Regions from separate parts of the Mus musculus genome. Here all the other regions are linked to region 1. A link is a loop called in an ENCODE intact Hi-C map of the cell type or tissue named here. Cell type or tissue: heart. All regions are shown on one strand.

Region 1 (5,000 bases):
GACAGCTGGGGTGACAAAATGAACAAGCCTATGCTGTCAAATACACTAAACAAGAGCAAAGAGGGGGAGGGAGGGAAGCAAAGAGTCCCTGGCAGTCAAAAGTGCCTTCAAATCAAGTAAGGAAAAAAAAAAAAATACCAAGCACAAATACTGTATTGCTAAAGAAAACCAGTTCTATAAGAAAAGGTACTCAAAAAACTTAGGAAACTGCAAAAACTGCCTTGCAGAATCTCTAGAAATCAAGGACTCTCCTGTACTTAGTGACAAATATGAAATATTCAGAGGAAACATGAAGCTACCCGCGATATACGCAAAGTCCATTTTGCCAATGTTGTATGTTTTGCAAGAGAAATGACCATAATCACTGTAATGTGGAGCCCCAATTGCAATAAAAGCATTGAGTCGTGAACATACACACAAAAAAACTCTGCTTGCACAAACTCAGTGTTCATCCCAATGTGACCTCTATAAGGAGAGAAATTAGTTGCATCTTAGCCAAATGTGACATTAACTTTAACTTCACAGAAGTTCCCCACTTTATCAATCCAATATAAATGCCATTTATGACAGGTTGTGATGCCTAACTACAGTACTAAGTTTCCTGTTGAGAAAAGGAGAATTCTACATACCACTATAATCTATGGAAAAAGCTCACTGCAACTTTGCTCTCCCTTGGAGAATATTCATGAGCTGTTTCTACCTAAGAACTGATGGAGCTCAATTACTAACATTTGGAATGTTTGCTTGAGAGAACAGCTGTCTTGGGATGTTTTATTATTACAATGCTTAGTGTTATAAGCTTTAAAAAAAAAAACCTACACAATCAAAACATAACAAACCTGCTTTCCGTATTCAATATTTCAACCTAAGGAGAGCGACAGAACGCATCCTATCCTGACCTATTCTCACACTGGTAGTTAGAAATCAATCCCAAAGGACTTTCCGTTAACAAAAACTCAAGAGACCACACATCTGACTTGACAGCGAGTCGGTGTCACAAGACATAAGAAAATGATAAAATCCTACAACTGTTTTGGACATTTGGACTTCCGTGGATATATTTTTTAATTAACCCAACAGATCCCTGTACTGCCGAAGCATAAACATACAACTAATTAAAATGGGAGGGTAGGAATATAAACAAAAGTACATTTTAAGTATGAACTGTGAAAGAAAAGACTGGAAAATGATAATACAACTGCTTACTTGCTAAATGCCCTGTCTTTGCGAAAAGTCTAAGAAAAGGAACTAAAATGCCAGACCAGGAATCGGTGTAAGCCTTTCTCAATCTGCACGTGGGTGTTGTTTGTTCAAACACGCTTAAGATCACTTTTTTGAAAAGTGCGTCCAAAGTGGGGAGGAGATAGAAATAACTTCCAGAGCGGAGGGGGAAATACGTGTTTTCACAGGCCTACCCCAGTGATGCTACTTAAAAGCAAAGCCGGCTTTTAAGCAAAGCAGGAAATAAAGGAGATGGCGGGAGGGCAGGCAGAGGGCGGAAGTTGGCAACGGCCTCTCCTGAAGTGCCTCAATGGAAGAAGGCCCTTCGTCTCCCGCCAAACAGTGCGCCCCGAGGTCGGCTCGCCTCTATCCTCCCCCAAAACAGACAGCGCCCGCCGCCGCCCACGGGGGCAGTGCCCTTGGCCATCCGGTTCCGGCTGCGGGCCTCACGCGAGCACCGAGGCCTCGCGGCCCGCTCCGCACGCCCGCCGTTCCGCGGCCTCGTGGCCGCCACAGGCCGCTCGCCCCGGCCGCACACACTCGGCACGCGCCCCAGCCGGCCGACGGCAGACAAAGGCTCGGCAGCCGGGCCTGCTCCCCGCCACCATCCAACAAAGCCCGAGCCGCGACTGCGCGCCCCGGCCTGGCTTACCCATCGGTCCCCGCACGCTTCTTGCCGGAGGGGTAATCCTCCCCCAGGTCCAACCGATGCCTCTTGGACATCCTCGCACTCCCAGAAGCGGACGCTTAGGAAGGAGGGAAGAAGAGAGACTCCGGCAGCCGGATCCACGCACAAGAGGCCCGCGGCTCAACTCGCGGGGACCCCCACCCCTCCCGCCACCACAGCCCGCTCCGTGCGGCCCGAACCAGGAGCTAAAATGGCGGCCGCGACGAGGGCAGGGCCTGCGTGCGCGCCTCCGCGGCGGGCGTGCCGGCGTGGTGCGCGCGCACGCCGTCCGGAGGCGGGAACTCCCGTCCCGCCCGCTGTGCGATTGGCTGAAATGGCTCTGAGTTCCCGCGGGCTCCTCCCTTTCCCCTCGCGTCTCTCTGAGAGCTGATCTGAGCTGCTGCTAAGGACCGAAACGCGCCTCAAGCTGTCACTTGCCGCCTGGAGTTCGTTGGGAAAGTTGAAAAAGCCTAGTCCTGTTTAGGAAATCTATCCAGCTGTGTATATACTTTTTGCTTTTAGGGTATGAAGCTCAGGAAGGATAAGAAAAACAAGATCACACAGCTGGCAAGTGGCAAAGCAGGACACAATTTATAACTCCAGAACGAGAATTTGCAGTTGTTGCGCCAGATGCCCTGTAGCGGTGAGAAAAAATGTTAACTTTAATTACTGTGACTCGTTTTGTCCATTCACCCCAGAACAGATAACATCTATTTGTTCAAGGTATAGGTGTTTTGTATAGGGTTCAGAAAATTGGAGGTAATCGCACTGGGCACTGTATTTTGCCTCCAATCCTCTGCCCTAATCTTGCTCCGTTTGTGTGTATATGAGTGCATATTAGGCACTCAGAGACATTAGCCCTATCTCTGTCCTCGTTTGGTTTGGTTTGGTTTGGTTTTTTGAGACAGGGTTTCTCTGTGTGGCTCTGGCTGTCCACAAACAAGCTCTGTAGAAGAGGCTAGCCTGGAATTCAGAGGTTAGGCTGTCTCTGCCTCCCAGTGCTGGGACTAAAGGCGTGCCCCAGCATGCCTAGTTGCTGTGCTCCTTAGTAGAGTGAACCCTGAAAGACATTTTATAGACATGGTTACCTGGACTGAAGGAAATCAACAAATAGCTCATCCATTAAGACTCCACTGTAATGGCAAGTTGTTGAGGCAAGGTGACACTTAAGAGGTTGTGTATCTTTCTCCCTTCAGCCATTGTGCATACTCAATTACATTCATTTCCAGAAGTGTGGGCGAAAGAGGTCTAAGGATCAGCCCAAATACAGGGTATCACTTCATGTCAAGACTCTCCTTTGCTGCTCCTTGGCTCTAGTCCCTCGAAAATTCTCAGAAGGATAATCTCTAAGATTAAATACAACAGAAACACAACAGATGATATTGTAACTTTCACAATATCCAACACAACTGTCTAAATGTACATTGACAACCTGTTAGGCTAGATATGGTAGTGAGTACCTTTAATCCCAGCACTCCTGAGGGCAGAGCCAAGCAGATTTCTATGAGTTCAGAGTCAGTTTGTTTTACGTAGTGAGTTCCAGGACAGCCAGAACTATATAGTGACTCTCTCTGTCTTTCTCCCTCCCTCACTCCTTCCCTCTCCCCCCTCCTCCCCCCCCCCCCACATGCACTCGAGCGCACACACACACACACACACACACACACACGAGCCACTGAAAAGTCCTGTGAGCATCTTTCAGGTACCTACATTACTGAAGAATTCCACCCCTGTCAGTTGTATTCCTTGTTATAGTTCCTAGACAGGAGGGTCCTCTTGAAGTTCTTGTGCAGAGTCTTGAGCCTTGTAAACCCCCATGATCATCCTCTTCCCTCCAAAATGTGTATTAATGGGTCATTCCTGTGATGAGCTCATGCAAGTTACCTCTCCGATATAGGCTAATGAGGATGTGATGGTTTTTATATGCTTGGCTTGGGGAGTGGTTTAGAAGGTGTGGCCCTGTTGGAGTCGGTGTGTCACTGTGGGTGTGGGTGTTAAGACCCTCATCCCAGCTGCCTGAAAGCCAGTAGTCTGCTAGCAGCCTTCAAATGAGGATATAGAACTCTTAGCTCCTCTTGCCCCATGCCTGCCTGGATGCTGCCATGTTCCCGCCTTGATGATAATTGACTGAACCTCTGAACCTGTAAGCCAGCCCCAGTTAAATGTTGTCCTTATAAGAGTTGCCTTGGTCAGGGTGTCTGTTCACAGCAGTAAAATCCTAAGACATGGTCCAAACTAGAGGAGATAACTACTACTCTATACTGTTATTACTTAATTGCATTAGTCAGGGTCCTATATATGGGAATGAAAATACATATGTATGTATACACACACACATGGGAATTTATTAAAGTGAATTATAGATCATGTTCTAGCTAGTCACTGTCATCCAACAGAAATGCCAAGAATCCGGTACTTGTTCCGTCCATGAGGCTGAATGTCTCAGCTGATCTTTGGTCTATGTGTGTATGTGGTGGGGGGGGGTGGGGGGGTGGGGGGGTTAATCCCAAAAGATAGGTTCTAAAACCCAGGAAGGAATACCCTGGCAGCAGGACAGATGAACTGGCCAGTGAACGTGAAGACAAGCAGGAAAAGAACAAAGCCTTCGTTCTTCTTTTTATAGGGGCTGCCACCAAGAAGGTGGAAGAACACCTTTAATTCCAGCACTCAGGACACAGAAGCAGGTGGGTGGATGTCAGTTCCAGGCCCTCCTGGTCTACTTAGTGAGTTCTGGGATGGCCAGAACTACATCATGAGACCTGTCTCAGAAAAAAAGAAAGAAAAAGAAAATGCTCACAGGTACACCCAGCTGCTTGGCTTTGAATTGATTTCAGATACAGTCAAGTTGACATCAAGACTATCCACCAACCAATCTTTAATTTATTCATTCAATGGATATTTTTAAGTCTATGTCTGGCATTAAGTTAAGTGCTAGAGAACCCGGGGAAAAACCAAAAACCAAAAAACAACAACAATAACAAAACAGGACAGCCATGTTTTCTGCCTTCATGAACTTTCTGGAAGGAGAGAAACAGCATTTAACAGCGTGGAAAGCTGCTTTGTGAAGACAAGTCCTAAGAATGCCATCTACAGAGGACTGGGGTGGTGAGAA
Region 2 (5,000 bases), 280 kb after region 1:
GGGATGTTCTTTACTGGCTTGCTTTCCCTGGTTTTCTCAGCCTGCTCTCTTATAGAACCAAGACTACCAGTCCAGAGATGGTCCCACTCACAAGGGGCCTTCCCCCCTTGATCACTAGTTGAGAAAATGCCTTACAGTTGGATCTTGTGGAGGCATTTCCTCAACTGAAGCTCCTTTCTCTGTGATAACTGCAGCTGTGTCAAGTTGACACAAAACTAGCCAGTACACCGTGTTTTGGCTTCTCGAGCCTCTCTCTCTCCTTTCTGTAAAAAAGACTCTAGACATTAGATTAAGGGCCCGCCCTAAATGTAAGATGATCTCATTGCAAGATCCTCAACTTCACAATGTCAACAAAGACCCCCACTTCCAAAGAAAACATAGGAATAGTTACTAGGAGCTAAACCTCAGTCATATCTGTGGGTGTTTGGTAAGGAAAATTCCATTCACTATAAATAAATTGAAGACCCAAAAATCTGCCCTTTCATAAGCATCCAGAATGACTCCGATCTTCAGGCCTTGTTTTGAGGAAGCTGATCCATTTGCTTCAGATCCAAAGATGGATTAAATATGGCCCCTGCCTTGGAAGGCTTACCAATTGATGAGAGATGTTGACAAGCCATATGAAGCACTGCCTCATACTGCCAAGCAAGGTCCTAGGACCAGGCAGACCAGGGTTCAAGTCCTGTTTCCTCCACTTAACAGCAGTGAGGCTTAGAGCATGCTCCTTGGCCTGCCTGAGCCCTGATTCCCATCCTGTTTGAGAGGTGATTCCTATATAAATTGTTGTTGAATGAGGTTCAACTGCTAAGGAAAATATGGCTTTCCATACAAAAACTGACATGAAGGGCACAGACAAGAGACAGACATTAGTACCTAAGGCAGAAAGCAAATTCTGCTCATGCTCACACTCTTTAATATACATCTATGAAACAACGAATTCCATTATTTTGTAGCATGTAGCCCATGATAGCTAGGAATGTATGCAAAATTATGAACCTGAGGCATGAAAATTTTATACATCTTTATAGCACAATTGCATGGTTCTTGTATGTTATAACATCAACAAGACTTTGGGATGGGTGAGACAACTTTTAAAAGACCCATTTCAGGATCCATGGGCTTACTTAGCCAACTTTTATCGATTACCTTCTGTAGATGGAGCTCAAATTATAGGCTTTGGAGAGCCAATTAAAAACCAGTCTAGCTAGAATCTCACTACCATGCAACGTGGTCAGTCCAAATAAACACCTGGCACTGGGCGGCACCCTGAAGGGACACCTGGTACAATTTAGCTTTGATTATAGTCCCTTTCTCAAGATGTTTTTCATTGTTTATTGAGTGGCTTTCTTCCCAGACTATACTAGTAAACATCATGTGTTTTCTGAAGGCAGGAGGTGCTGAAGTGTCTCCTGAGTTGGGGACCACTGCATTCTAAGAGCAGAAGAGTGTAAGTAACTTCTTGTTTATTGTTTATTGTTTATTTGTTTATTTGTTTGGAGGGAGAGCTTTGAACCCGCTATGCAGCAGAGGATGGCTTTGGTTGGACTCCTGATCCTCCTGCCTCTACCTCTACCAAGAGCTGGGACCACAGGCGTGCATCCCCATGGCCAGGTAGTGTGCTTGATTTGGAATGACCATTCTCAACACAGATCTACCTGAACAAGAATACCGTACCTTCTAAGTCAGCACCCACTCCTGGACTTCCATGGAGAACCCACCCCCACCTTCATCATCTTTTACTGCTATAGATGATTCTGGATGGGCCCAGAGATGAGATTCCCAGTGGATATATTCCTTGACACAAAGCCTGATAGAGAAGATAACCTGACAGAGAAGATAGAGCTGGGCCGTGGGCCGAGACATAACCCCTTCCAGTGCTAGACCAATGTTTGAAGGAACTAAACTAAGTGGCTCTAAGTGGTGGAGTTCATTGCTCTACACACACTGGGTGTTAAGTGGCTAGATAATGGAGGAGCCGTCCATACAGGTGAGGGAGGTGAATTGGTAGCTTGCTAGGGGAAGGAAGACATCAGGATCCCTCTCACCTGGAGAAGCTAGCTGCCTGACCCGAGCCAACCAACTGGGTGGATCAGAGAGAAGGCAGCCTAAGAGTCTGAAAGCTTCCTTCTGGCCCATTCACAGGGGAGGGCGTGGAGTTGTCTATATCCACAGGTCACATCACCTCTGTACCTGTCTCATTTTCCTTTGAGAAATGAATGGTTTCACTACCTCACAGCACATAGTAGGTGCGGGAAACAGGAGCTCAGAGAGTGGAGTAAGTGAACGCATGAACCAACCATTGCAAGGATGCCAAACTCTTTCACTTAAACCGCTGCTCCAAGTCATTGCACCTGCCCAGTTGTTACCCAAGGGCCCGGATGGTCCCTCAGGCGTCACCTTTTCAGCATCGGGAATCATCCAATCGCTTGCCTCCATAACAGTGGTGACTAGGCAGGCAGGTGGGGCTTGGCTCTTTCCCCTCCCGGATCCCAGGGCTTCTCAGTCTCTCCAATCCTAGGCCAAACGCTGGCGAGCGAAAGGCCCCTCCCCAAAGCCTGGCACCAGATGGTGCGGGCGACCGCGGCTCCCCCGCAGGCCCGAACGTGAGGGGTGGACCGTGCACCTGCAGGTCCTGCCGCGGCCACCTGCTACCCGGGCTCACAGGGCTTGGGGACCTGCTGCAGCGGCTCAGGAGGCCGATCCGGAGCCCCGGCCTCACCTCGCTCACCAGCCCCTGCCAGTCGCTCTCGGTCCGATCGCCGTCCATGTCCCCTCCTGCGTGCGCGGGCGGGCTGCACAACCGCCTCCCTTCTCCTCCTCCTGCTCCTGTCGCCGCCGCCGCCGCCGCCACCCCGGCCCCGCGCAGCCCGGAGAGGGCCAGGAACCTCCGAGCCTCCGCGCCGCCGCCTCCCGCGGCTGCCCGCGCCGCTGCCTCCACGTCAGCCTCCGCGGAGGAAGGGGAGGAGGAGCCGGGCCCCAACCACTGCCCTACAGTGGCTCGGGGCCGGTGCCAGCCGCGGCACCCCGGGGACCCCAGGCCACCAGCTGTGTCTCCTAGGGAAGGAAGGGACTCTGCATGTGAACCATCACATAACCCCAGACTCCAGCATTCCCAGGCCTGTGGTGAGGGAGGGAGGCTGGCGAACAGGTGGGTGTCATCCCCAGGTCGAGAAGCCAAACTCCTCCATCCAGCCATCCCCTGCCAGGTCAGGCCTCTACCATTGAAACTGAAGCTCCACCAAGGAAGGGCCCTTCTTTCCCCTGAGTACACATTGGAGCAACCTTGGCACGCAGTAGATGCTCTACATCTTTTGGTCGAGCGTATGAATGAAGCTCACCATACTGTACATACATTATACTGATTTTTAAAGCGACCAACATTTCTTTTTAAGTATCTGATGTCGTACTAGAACGCAAGTACAAAGTTTGAAAATAAAACTCTAAATTCTGAATAGGGCCAAAAAGCTTGGTGGTGGGATTTAGCATGAGTTAAGAGAGGAGCCAGCTGAAGATTGTGCTATTCAGGGCTCTGTGTAGAAGAGGAGGTGGAAAGGCTGCAAAGAGATGTCAGAGATGGTGGGTGACTTCGAGGAAACAGTTTGCAAGCACAACAGGGCTCATATGGACTCTCAAAACACACACAAGCCCAAGTCAGACACAAAAATGAGAAGAGACATGGCCGCAAAGTCTCACCCCTAACCAAGAAGCGACTTGCAACTGATAGCTTCTGGGAGAGGGAAAATCCGTTTTCTTAACAGAGTGATATTTCAAACACACGGCAAGGCAGGCCCCGTGTTCAGTCCTAGTCAGCCAACACAATAGAACGTCACGGATTTTTTTAAATGCTTTTGTTTGTTTTGGTTTTTATGAGAGAGAAAAAATAAGAAGTTGGGGGTGAAGAGAAGGGGCCTAGGAGGTCTTGAAGAAGAGGAAAGAATATAAGAATATTTAAAATATATTGTATAAAATTTTCAAAAAAAAAAACTTTCTAAAGATAATTCCATGAAACTTTCATGGGAAAGGAAGACTAGAGACCTCCAGAGGGAACCTCAGATGAATGCTATGTGATCCCCGCCCCCACATAGTTGCCAACAGAAAGCTTTCCATACTTGGGGAAACTCAGCTTGTATAAAGGAGTAGGTGGCCTGAGAAGTTGGTAAGTCCATTTGGCAGCTGTAGAAACCTCACGGCCACCATGGATTTACATTGTCAGTTCCTGCTGAGAGCGGGTCAGTTCTGTGACATGGAAGCTGGGTGCTGAAAAGTGGAGAAGCGGCCTTGGCCCCAGCATGCTACATGATGAGAATGGGAAAGGCCGAGCTCTGTTCTTCCCTTCTCTTCTGTGTTTCCAAAATCTTTCCATTATCTCTCATCCTGGGCTCTTCATCATTTGATCTGCTTTGCCCAAGCAACGTTTACAAATGTATTATAATAATCAAGTCATTAAGCGTCTTTGGGGGCAGGGCTTAATTTTGCATAGTACTCATGGGGACCTGTGAGCACCTCCATGAAAGCAGTCCCGGAATGGCTTAATGGATGTCACTGGACTCCCTAGACAGACGGACACCAACCACGCACCACATGTGTGAGGTCCCATCTGACATGGTGCACGAGTAAGTCCAGCTGCCAGCTATCACTACCCAATTTGATGCCCCACAGACTCAGCCAATAAATAAGCAGTGGCTGAGGCTCTGTGTTTGGGGCTAGTTTGCTGTATTCCGGCAGTAACTGGTATCCACGGTAGTAACACTGTTGATAAAGAACTCTCTTCTCTGCCCTTAAAGGAGCATCCAGGCCTGACACCATAGCCTGGTGGCTTCTTATGGTGGTTTGAATAGGAATGCTCCCCACAGACTCATTGGTTTGAATGCTTAGTCACCAAGGAATGACAATATTAGGGGGTGTGGCCTTGTTGGAGGGGGTGTGTCGCAGCTCCTTCTCCTGCACCACAGTCTGCCTGCACACCGCCATGATTCACCGCCATAATGGAACTGAACTAA
Region 3 (5,000 bases), 630 kb after region 1:
CGTTTTATAGCAGCAAAGCAGAAATTCCAAAGCAGAAAAGGGCTGAATTTGTTGCCTTATAACTGGAAGCGTCACAGGTTAATGTGGGATTCAAACGCTGCCCCTAGAACTCTGAGCCAAATTAAAATGAGCTGAGCGAACCAGCCATAAGATTTGAAGTACACCTTATTTATGTTAGTACTAGTTAGTTCTGTAAATTCTGTCAGCATTTACACATGCTTTTTTACTTAAATATTTAAAATGTTATTCTTTTTCATGATGGTTTTCACATCTCCTACACTAACATTTTTCATTGATAACGCACAGTAAAACTCAGAGTAAACTGAGTCCCGTGATTATAGCAATTTTAGGAAAAAGGACCAACTGGGCTAATGGAAGAGAGCAGCCCAGCAGCCCCCTTTAACTGTGTGTGGGTGACCTGCCTGCATGGATGTCTGGGCATCCTGAGTGCCTGATGTCTGAGGAGCTCACAAAGGGCTATCGGATCCCCTGGAACTGGAGCTACAGACAGTTTCGAGCTTTCATGAAGGTGCTGGCAGTGAACCTGGGTCCTCTGGAAGATCAACCCGGCCTCTAAACCACTGACATCTCTCTAGCCCCTGAACACACCTTTTTTAAAAAAATGTTAGGGATCATGTCTTCTTGTTTCAGTGATTTAAATTATAAAACAAAAATAGAACCTTGGTATTACACACTACCTACAGATTACTAAATAGCTAAATTTAACATTATGTGAAAATTGAGATTATGGTAAACAATTTCCTAATCATCTTATTTTGTGATGAAATGAACAGCTACTACGAGAGGTTTTTGAAGCTTCAGCTGCTATGATGGTATTATAGGTATTGTCTGCCTTATTTATCTGTTTGTTTAAATCCAGTAGGACATTTTCCATTAAGGACCAGCTCTTGAGCTATGTTTCCTATTTAGACTGAGTTTTTGGTTTTGTTTTTCATAAATTTACTTTGTAATTATTTCTACTGAGTAGTTCAAGGTAGAAGAATAAATTTTAAAAATTAATTAAATGCATTTTATAATTTTCCCCTTAGAAGCCTCCAATAACAAAACACAGCCCATCTACCTATTGGTCTAGGATGGTTGCATCATTTACAGTGCAATTTTGAGTACAGTCAGGAGTTAACATGCTCAGCCTTTAATTCTGTGAATTAATGTATATGAAAATTGAATCTCCTGCTGGCTTTTCGAGACAGGGTTTCTCTGTGTAGCCCTGGCTGTCCTGGAACTCACTCTGTAGACCAGGCTGGTCTCGAACTCAGAAATCCACCTGCTTCTGCCTCCCAAATGCTGGGATTAAAAGCGTGCACCACCACGCCCAGCTGAAAATTGAATCTTCATATTGGTGTGAGTTTTGGTTTTAAGACAGTTTTGCTCTGTGGCTCAGGCTGGCCTGGAAATTGAGTTTCCCCACACGCTGGGCTCACAGGCCTGTGCTGCCACACTGGAGTGGTGTTTACTAATGGACTATAGGCTCTCTCAATAAGCTCTGTGTATGTTTGCTGTTGAAAAAAGCAAGTCTAGCTTGGTGTTGTGGTGCCTGCCTTAAATCCCAGCACCGGGGAAGCAGTGGTGGGCAGAGTTCCTGGTTAGCCAGGGCTATGGTGTCGTGACGCCCTGCTAGAACTTTTTTTTAAGCTAGTCTTTTGTTGGAGTGTTAGTGACATTCTGTTTCAGGGGTGGGGAGCAGAGACTGACTTCCAGTATTGGATTTTGTCAACTTTAAGAGCAAATCCTTTGTGGTACAGTCTGCCTACAATCCTCAGGTAGTGTTGCCTTCTTCAGCCAGAGGACTCTCCTTTTCTCAGTTACTCCTCTCTAAAACAAACAAACAAACAAACCCCAAAATAACTCCCAGAAACACACACATCTGCATAATGAAATTGACAAAAATATTTTAAGAAATTTATTTTTTTTTATTTTATATGTATGAGTGCTTTGCCTGTACCTATCATGTATGTGATCATGTCCCTGCCTGATGTCTGCAGAGGCCAGAAGATGCCCTGGAACTAGAGTCACAGATAGTCACAGTTGCCACATGGGTGCTGGGAATCAGGCCCAGGCTCTCTGCAAGAGCATCAACCTCTCCAGCCCTGAAAAAAAAAAGCCCCTTCTTTATAAATGGCAGTACTTTAAAGATATTTGAGCATACCGTGGCGTGCCATATCCTTCAGTCCTAGCATTTTACAGCTGTCTTTTGTAGTTTGTTTTTCCATGGTTAATTTTTCCCTCAGATGTGAACTGGAATGGTGCTGGCTCCCTCTTGTGGTGAAGCTCATTCTGTCAGTTATATAAATCCGAAGGGTAGAGGACAAATACTAGGTCAGTGTAATTTTAAGGCAAACTAAAATGAGTAATTTTACTCAGCCAGAGTACCCCAGTTCACACTTTGCTCTTGAAGGCTTTGTTTATATACATTACAATGGAATGCTTCTTAGATTCTTTCCTTCTGCTTATTCCCTAGTGAAATCTGGTTTATTTTCAATCCTGCTTATGAATAGATGAACCAAAGAGAAATTTAAAATTTCTCAACAAGGCTTCATTGACTTTTCTATTAGAGATTATACTTTACTCCATTAGAGTTTCTAAATCCTTACTTACCAAGAAGCTTTCCTACTTTAAGGAAATGACTGGTTGAGAGAGGAGGTTTCTGTAACACACAAACAATATAAAGTGACTTTTATTTTGAGCTGGTGGGTATTCTTAGTCCATAGCACAAAATATGGAAGATATAAATCATTAGAGTTCTGCTGAGTGGCCAAGTAAAACTTCAACTAACTGGTGTTCATGGATGGTCCTGCAGGGCTGCCGTTTTACTAGTTGGGTAGTTATTATCAGATGAGGCGGAACACAGACTCTAGAGTCAGGCCCTGCCACTCTCTACTTGGGTGAATTTAGGACTTCAGAGCCTCGAGGTTTTTTTACCTGAAAAAAAAAAAAAAACCCAAAAAGCAGAGAAACATTTACCTAGTGTAGTTTCCTAGTTCCTTGAATTTCAAGGCCATGCCCGCTCTTGTGTATTTCAGCACCCAATACAACCTATGCTAAAGGAACAGAAAGAGTCTGCTGTTCACCGTGGCCTTTCCCAGGTGTCTTCCTGGAGGATCAAGAAGTGAGGGCCTAGCTTAGTTTGGCTCACAGGAGCCATGGCTTCTGACTCTCAACAACTAATGCTGCTTGGTAGTCAGAGCCTTTGCCAGCTATGCCCAGGGGCACAGTGTGTGCACCAGCACAGTCCTCGATAGGGCAAGTGGCATGGTTCTGCTAGTGTGGAGAAGTGAGTAAGTAGTCAGGACTCTCGCCATCACGGGCAGCAGCATCTTGGTGGTGAGAGCAGCAGAGCAGAGGATCTGTTCTGTCCGCCGTGGCAGGTTGCAGCGGGGCCTGACTGTTCCAGCCTGTTCCTTTAGAACAGCTTGCTTTCAGGAAGCTTGGGACACAGAAGTCAGGCATCCCTTGAGGTGCTAGCTGGCACTTTTACACCTGCGAGGGGAAGGGAGATTAGCTTCGAGGCTTTAGGAAAGGGCCTCTGCAATGTGGTCAGTTTTCCTTTACTTGTTGTGCAGTTTCATTTCTCTGCCCCTGCTGACTGCCGCATGTATTAATCCCTTTCTTAAAAAAAAAAAATGTAATTCAGGGACTTGGAAATGGAAGTGCTGAGTTGAGCAGTATAAATGTAGCAAAGAGACAAGCCCATTGGGGTGGCTGCTCACTCGTGTGGCGTGTCTGTCCCGAATAGCTTGTTCTAAATGTAGTAACCATCTTTTAAAGAAATGTCTTCGGAAATGTCTTTTGTGTGATCAGGCCCATCTCTTTCCTTGTTGTCATGGTTAGGACACTGGGGATTTATGCTAGCCCCACAGTAAATTCTTTCATGTCTTCTATTTTCCTATTTGGATAGCCAGTTAATTAAACTTCAGCATAATTACATAATTCACTGTGCTCATTCCATAAAATAATTTAGCACCTTGCTTTTCAGAGCTGTCAGAAAGCAGAAGCAAAGAAAACGTAATAAGATAAGAAGGGAGGCACTAAAGGACAATCCATGAATCACACATCTGCTCCAAGAAGAAGGAAGAGGAGGGAAGGGGCCATCAATATCCTCACTCCTAAATGTCCAGTGACTTGAGAATAAGCAAGATTTATAGTCCAACCTTTGATGCCATTTTCTCCGCGTGCCACATGGACTTAAATCCAGCTGCTTTCAAAGGTGTGCCCCTTCCTAAGCCTGGTAATGGGCAGGTGGCATTTGCTGGCTATGTCCCTTCAGCTGCCTCTGCAGACCGGGGAGCCTTCTGTAGGCAGCAGGTTGCCTGGCTCTCTCTCCACGCTTTTCCACCCTTTAACGCCTCACCAGTGTTTATTTTGGCCTCTTTTGACTGAGAAACTGACGGATGTTCAGTACCTGTTTACTTCGATACCGGATAGAAATGCAAATGAAAGTCTACCGCTTACCTGCTTACCTCGTGTGCGTTGAGCTTTTGTTTCACTTTAGGTATGAAACTCTTGTTAAATGACCAAGTCATACATTAAAGCACATCTGGTCCATAGCCCATCGGCCACATGTGCCCCAGGATAGCTATGAATGTGGCCAATCATAAGCACACTTAATACATTGTGAGGCTTTTTGTGAGATTTTGGTCATGACTTGTTCTCACAGACCTTGAGTAGGAACATTGTAGATGATGTCGTGTTGCAGTGTCAAAAGTTGGGCACAGCCGGCCAGTGGTGGCGCACGCCTTTAATCCCAGCACTTGGGTGGAAGAGGCAGGTCGATTTCTGAGTTTGAGGTCAGCCTGGTCTACAGAGTGAGTTCCAGGACAGCCAGGACTACACAGAGAAACCCTGTCTCGTAAAAACAAAAACAAAACAAAAAAAAGTTGGACGCACTAAGACTCTTTTAACAAAAAGTATCATACATAATATTTATGGATTGGATCTAGAGATGGTGGGGGAAATTGTTATTGAAACGCTGTAAAGATAAA
Region 4 (5,000 bases), 53 kb before region 1:
ACCGTGGCAATGCCTCCTTTGCAGAAGCTATAGAGAGCCGAGATACCTGGGATAGGAACCTGGAATTTTCTAGACCACAATTCTCAATCCAGTTGTGAGATGAGAGACACATTTTCAACGAGTCAGGCTCAACCACTGGGTACTTCACACCACACAGAGAGCACAGTAGTCTTTGAAACGTGGGTTCTGTTTTCTAGATCTACTTGTGCATGACTGTACTGTGGGCAGCCGGGTGTAAAATGTACTTCTGTTGTTCATCATTGTCAGAAAGCTTGGCACTGGGATGGGCATACCCCGTCTCAGCCAGAATCTACTGAAGTAAGTGCATTCCTGACGAACTAGCAGCTAGGAATAGCTAACCAAATGGGATGAAATTACAGAGCAGTTTCTTTTGCCCAGTGGGGTGGGGAGTAGGGGAAGTCTCTCTCTTTCTGGGACATTTTTGAAGCCCGAGTATTAGTTGGATTGCGGGCATTGGGAGTTGACGGATCTGCAAGCTCACACTCAGCGGAGGAACTAGTACACACAGCGGACAATCACAGCAGCACACAACCCTGTCTCACAGACACAGCTATGTGGCTAGCTGTCGTTTGCTACTCGGTGGGTTCTTCTTTTACCGTTCTCCATCTTCGCTTCCACCCTTTCAACCCTCTAACACTAGATAAGAGAAAGGACAGCGAGGAAAGAAAAGATCCCTAAGTAAGTCAGAGACTGGACGACTTCCTGCTGGTTAATGGTGTCCAGTGTGTTCTTCGCTGTCAGATTATCTCATTTGTAGTTGTTTCTTCTTTGCACCTGACTACTTAACCCACCCCACCTCTGGGGGCCCTAAAATTTATATACCCTTTGAGGAGTCCCCAGAATTCCAATTGTCACACAATCGCAGAAACTATCTGCAGCTGGCAAAACTGACTGACAGCCCCTCCCCAACAAGAGCACGAGGCAAATCATAGTCAGCTAATGTGGACAATCTGAAGCAGCCCCGTATCCCACACCTGGGATGAAAATGAAAATGTATTTTTATAGTATTGTTTTTGTTTTTCTTTTTTTTTTTTTTTTAAAGAAACCAAAATTCCACACAGCTAGTGTTGCTTTCATTATCTGGTTTATTTTACTACCTCTGAGGAAATAGTCAAAGCAACAGAGTTTACTCTAGGTGCAGAAAAACTAAACTCAACAGGTTTGCGTAAGGAATTAGCTCTGTAGCTTCGGGATACTGGTGCAGCAAAAGAAGTGGAAAGGACCCGACAGGATGCAAACCTTGGAGCTTCTATCACAACAGTCGTGCTCAGGGGCTGTGTGTGGTGTGCTCAGCACTGGGGGCAGGCAGGCAGGGTGGGAAACTTTAGTGCTGACCCCTTAGGGAAGCCAAGTACAGTGGATCACACAAAGTTGTGGAAAATGTTGGTGCAACGAACAATTGCGATCAGAAAGTACTTCTAGTAAGTACCACCATTTTTCCTGCCTACAAACACAATGAGCTAGTTTGAAAGTTTCAGTGTCTGTGAATTCTACCAAATGCCACTGGTTCTACCAGTATTTATAACCCAAGTTCAAGGCCACCTGATCCCCAGAGTCGGACCAGTCTCAGAAGTGGCTTCACACACTGGCTGAATGAGTTGCTGTTGTTTCTTTCCCTGTTTGAGCAACAGGGTCAAAAGTAGCCCAAGCTTCAAGCTTGAAGTCCCAACTCACACCTCTGCAGTGCCTGGGTGCCTCCACCTCACTGTAGGCAGTACTGGGAATCGAATCCAGGGCCCCTCTCATGTAAGCTGGGCTAACACTCCAGCCACTACATCATACCCACCTACCAGTACTCGACCATCCACCAGCTCCCGGGAAAATGGGTGGAAAGAATCCTGTTGTGATGTGGAAATTTTTGAGACAGGGTCTCACTATGCAGCCCTGACCTAGAACTTGCTGTATAGACCAGGTTGGCCTCAAACATTGAGAAAGATGCACCAGTTGGTATTAACGGTGAGCACCACCGTGCGCAGCTATTACTGTACTTTCAATCACTGTTTCTCAACACTCTGTTGCTCATAAGGAGTGCACTTCATACTTAGAATTGAATCCCTTCCACAGTCTTCGCAGGGTAAGGACAATTTGCCAGGCACTGGACACAGATGGATAATCAGCAATACCGGGCCTGCCTTCAATGAGCCCCAATCTAGAACTGCATCTCCTCCGGGTGGTACCCACTTCCACTCCCACCTGTCGTTTTCTGTGATGCTATGAGGGCCGAGAGCCTATGTCTCATGCCCATGACTGCGGGGAAGTAGGGTCCTTCCCGCCTGCTGGGGCAGATACACTACCTCTCACCTTGTCATTTTCTGTCCTTCAGTGGCTTACAACAGGAACAAGGCAGCTGATTCGGGGCCCTTCCCTGCCTCTTTAAACATAATACGGTAGGTTTTTTTGTTTTGTTTTGTTCTTTCCCCAACTAGGCAGCTTATTTATTACCCACGGACCATTTGAGGATGCCCACAGCTGGTGACATGCTGGAAGCTCCACTTGACTATGCCCCCAGATGGCCACCTAGTGAGTTTCCTGCTTAGGAAAGCTGTCAAGGCTGGTTTACTCCATCCTACAGCAGACACCTGAACCCTATGAAGTGGACACAAATTCCAATTCCGAAAACACACAGATACACAACAAGATTAGAAGACGTCTGTCTACAGGAAGCATTAATTCTACTTCTTCGATTTTACAGTTGCATTACATGTTATGAAACCTATTTAAAAACAAGTGTGAAAAGCAGTCCATGTTCCTATAAAAACGGAGAGGAACGTCCTGGCATGCCTGGAGAGACGGAGGTTGCTTAAAAGAACATGCTGTAGGCTTTGGCATGGGCCAGAAAAACAAAGCGTTGGAGGTTAAAGATTCTTGGATTAGTTCTGCAAGTATGTTTAACTTCCTCTTGCAGGCCACAGTTGGTGAATCACTTAAGGGCGTGGCTTACACAGGACAGAGCATGTTAACCAGCACACCTAGAAGACAAATAGAAACTTAGGCCAGCAAGGAGCCTGGCTTGCATGTACTCGGGACGAGCAGACACAAGAGCAGCTACTGAGCCAGCGCATCCGTCCGCATCCCTCCAGTCTATCCGAATGAGGGCTTGCTTCCTGTCATCTTCAGATACGCATTTCAAGTTACAGTATGGATGGAATGGAGCATTCTGAAAGAACTTCTACAATATGTGAAAGATTTCCTGAGCTTACTATAGTAAAAGCAAATGGCTGAGTTCTGGAACACTTAAGAGAGGGTTAGGACCTTGAGAAGACTAGAGAGTAGTTCACCCCTTCTATCACTCGAAGACACAGCAACTTCACGAGATGACATCTGTAAACAAGGCAACAACTTCACAAGATGACATCTGTAAACAAGGCAACAACGGCCCCACCCGACACTGAGTGCCTTGATCTTAGGGTTCTCACATCTGGAACTGTGGTAACAACACTGCTGTTTTTAAACTATCCAGTCGATGGTTATGTTACTAGAGACACATCTGTGGTGGGTACTGTACTTTCTCTTCCCAGTGCTCATGTGAGCAAACAGGTATTGTGAGATACCTGGAAGGTAGCCAATCAGAGGGCCTTACGAACTGGAGCGTCAGGCGGCTGGGGACACAGTGTAACTCAGCTGAAGGAGAGCCTTTGGCCACTTCTTTCCTTACTGGCTCAAGGCTGTTCCGTGAGCCATTAACTTCAGGCAACCCCGACTATCCAGGAATAGCCTAAGGCAGGGGTTGCACTATCAGATTTAAAAAGGTCATAAAGTCACTAGTTACCTGTCAGCCTTTGCACTGATGCCAGAGTCAGGATTTCTAACCCAACCACATCAAAAAGCATGTCAAGTCCCTTGTCTGGGAAACCAGGGTTCAGAAAAAAAATCCGTGTTTCAGGAGCCAGCTACCACATCACCACTGAGATTGGTTTTGGCTCACATGGGCAAGGCAGGGAACTGGTTAACCTAATAACTCCCACGTAGCTCCAGTTTCTCTGTAAACCTCAGGTGGTGAATTAAGATCCAACCTTACTGGGCAGCATGGCTTAGGGAAGCCCTGGGGGGACCTACTGGGAACCCATTCCCCTTTGCTCCTGGCCAGCAATAGCAGCTTAAATCCCTGTAACTGTGGTTTTATAAAGCTGCTGGCCCAGCCTACGGCATCTTTTTTTTTTTTTTTTGGTCATATATTGTGTCAAATGAACACCAAGGTGTTGCTGAGAATCTGCAGTGTTTGAAGAAGCCCACAATTGAAGCAGTATCATCTTTATAGTGAAAGATTTTAGGGGTTAAAGTATATGAACTATACTGTAAGGACACAGGTAAAGTGGGAACATCACTTAGGAAGCCCTTAAGAGGGAAGATCCTTACGAGAGCATGCTGCTTCCTTCCTTTCCCTCTTTCAACGATGACTTAATGGGTCCTCACTCTGTGCTAGGGAAAAGTGAGTTGTGCTAAGCCCCTGATCTCACGTGGAAATCAAAACAGAGGCTTTTTGGGGCTGGAGAGATGGCTCAGCAGGTAAAGGCACTTTGCTGTCAAGTCTGATGTCTGAGTTCAATCCCTGTAACCCACTTTCATAGGTTGTCCTCTGACTGCCATATGCACACTTTGGAATACACACACACACACACACACACACACACACACACACACACACACACACACGCGATGAATGAATATTTAAGTTACACAGTAAAGGACACTCTTAAAGTAATGTCAGGTTATGTTATGTGGCCAGTGAGCAACATAACAGGAAATGAAGGAGCATGCTCTATGCTGTAGTGGTGCAGGATTTGAAGCAGACCTCTGAGCACGTGGTTATGAGAGGTTGGCTTCTCAGGGAGAGGTAACTAGCCGGGGCTGTCACAGTGACCAACCACTTCTACAGAAGCATGTCATGCATTGTGTAGTCTGCTATTGCTGCAGGCAGATCAAGCACACGCTTATTACTGGAGGTCCTGACAGACTGTCGGTGGACCTGCATTCCTTCA

What was found. Hi-C counts contacts between places; a loop is a spot of excess contacts. Peaks named below come from ENCODE experiments on the same cell type or tissue, not always from the same donor. Only the 100,000 strongest peaks of a DNase experiment are listed, where the experiment ranks them.
Region 2: it touches region 1 in a loop (2.5-fold over the local background); 6 of 42 quality-filtered maps call a loop at or near these places.
Region 3: it touches region 1 in a loop (2.4-fold over the local background); 3 of 42 quality-filtered maps call a loop at or near these places.
Region 4: a loop joins it to region 1, with 2.2 times the contacts of the local background. A loop is called at or near these places in 4 of 42 quality-filtered maps.

Annotation. Positions count from the first base shown.
Region 1 is chr5:52,188,407-52,193,406 of GRCm38, forward strand. Dhx15 (DEAH (Asp-Glu-Ala-His) box polypeptide 15) reads right to left here and starts at 2,140. Exons shown (of 14, transcript NM_007839.3): 1 at 1,874-2,140. The coding sequence starts at 1,944. It overlaps 9230114K14Rik (RIKEN cDNA 9230114K14 gene), which reads left to right and starts at 2,275. Exons shown (of 4, transcript NR_015537.2): 1 at 2,275-2,531; 2 at 4,512-5,000. In heart, a CTCF peak has its summit at 2,469; DNase peaks (open chromatin) are centred at 1,625 and 2,185; H3K4me3 peaks cover 3,136 bases; H3K27ac peaks cover 1,959 bases.
Region 2 is chr5:52,468,632-52,473,631 of GRCm38, forward strand. Ccdc149 (coiled-coil domain containing 149) reads right to left here and starts at 2,947. Exons shown (of 13, transcript NM_001379231.1): 1 at 2,720-2,947. The coding sequence starts at 2,767. In heart, no CTCF peak of the experiment used is centred here; DNase peaks (open chromatin) are centred at 2,520 and 3,030; H3K4me3 peaks cover 1,297 bases; H3K27ac peaks cover 987 bases.
Region 3 is chr5:52,819,624-52,824,623 of GRCm38, forward strand. It overlaps Zcchc4 (zinc finger, CCHC domain containing 4), which reads left to right. Exons shown (of 13, transcript NM_001308144.1): 13 at 3,995-5,000. The coding sequence ends at 4,064. Among named protein-coding and RNA genes, the nearest start is that of Anapc4, 12 kb to the right of the region's middle. In heart, a CTCF peak has its summit at 2,289 (motif pointing left); no DNase peak of the experiment used is centred here.
Region 4 is chr5:52,135,398-52,140,397 of GRCm38, forward strand. It overlaps Gm40302 (a long non-coding RNA gene), which reads left to right. Exons shown (of 3, transcript XR_868417.3): 3 at 1-5,000. Mir6417 (microRNA 6417) reads right to left here and starts at 620; the gene lies at 505-620. In heart, no CTCF peak of the experiment used is centred here; no DNase peak of the experiment used is centred here.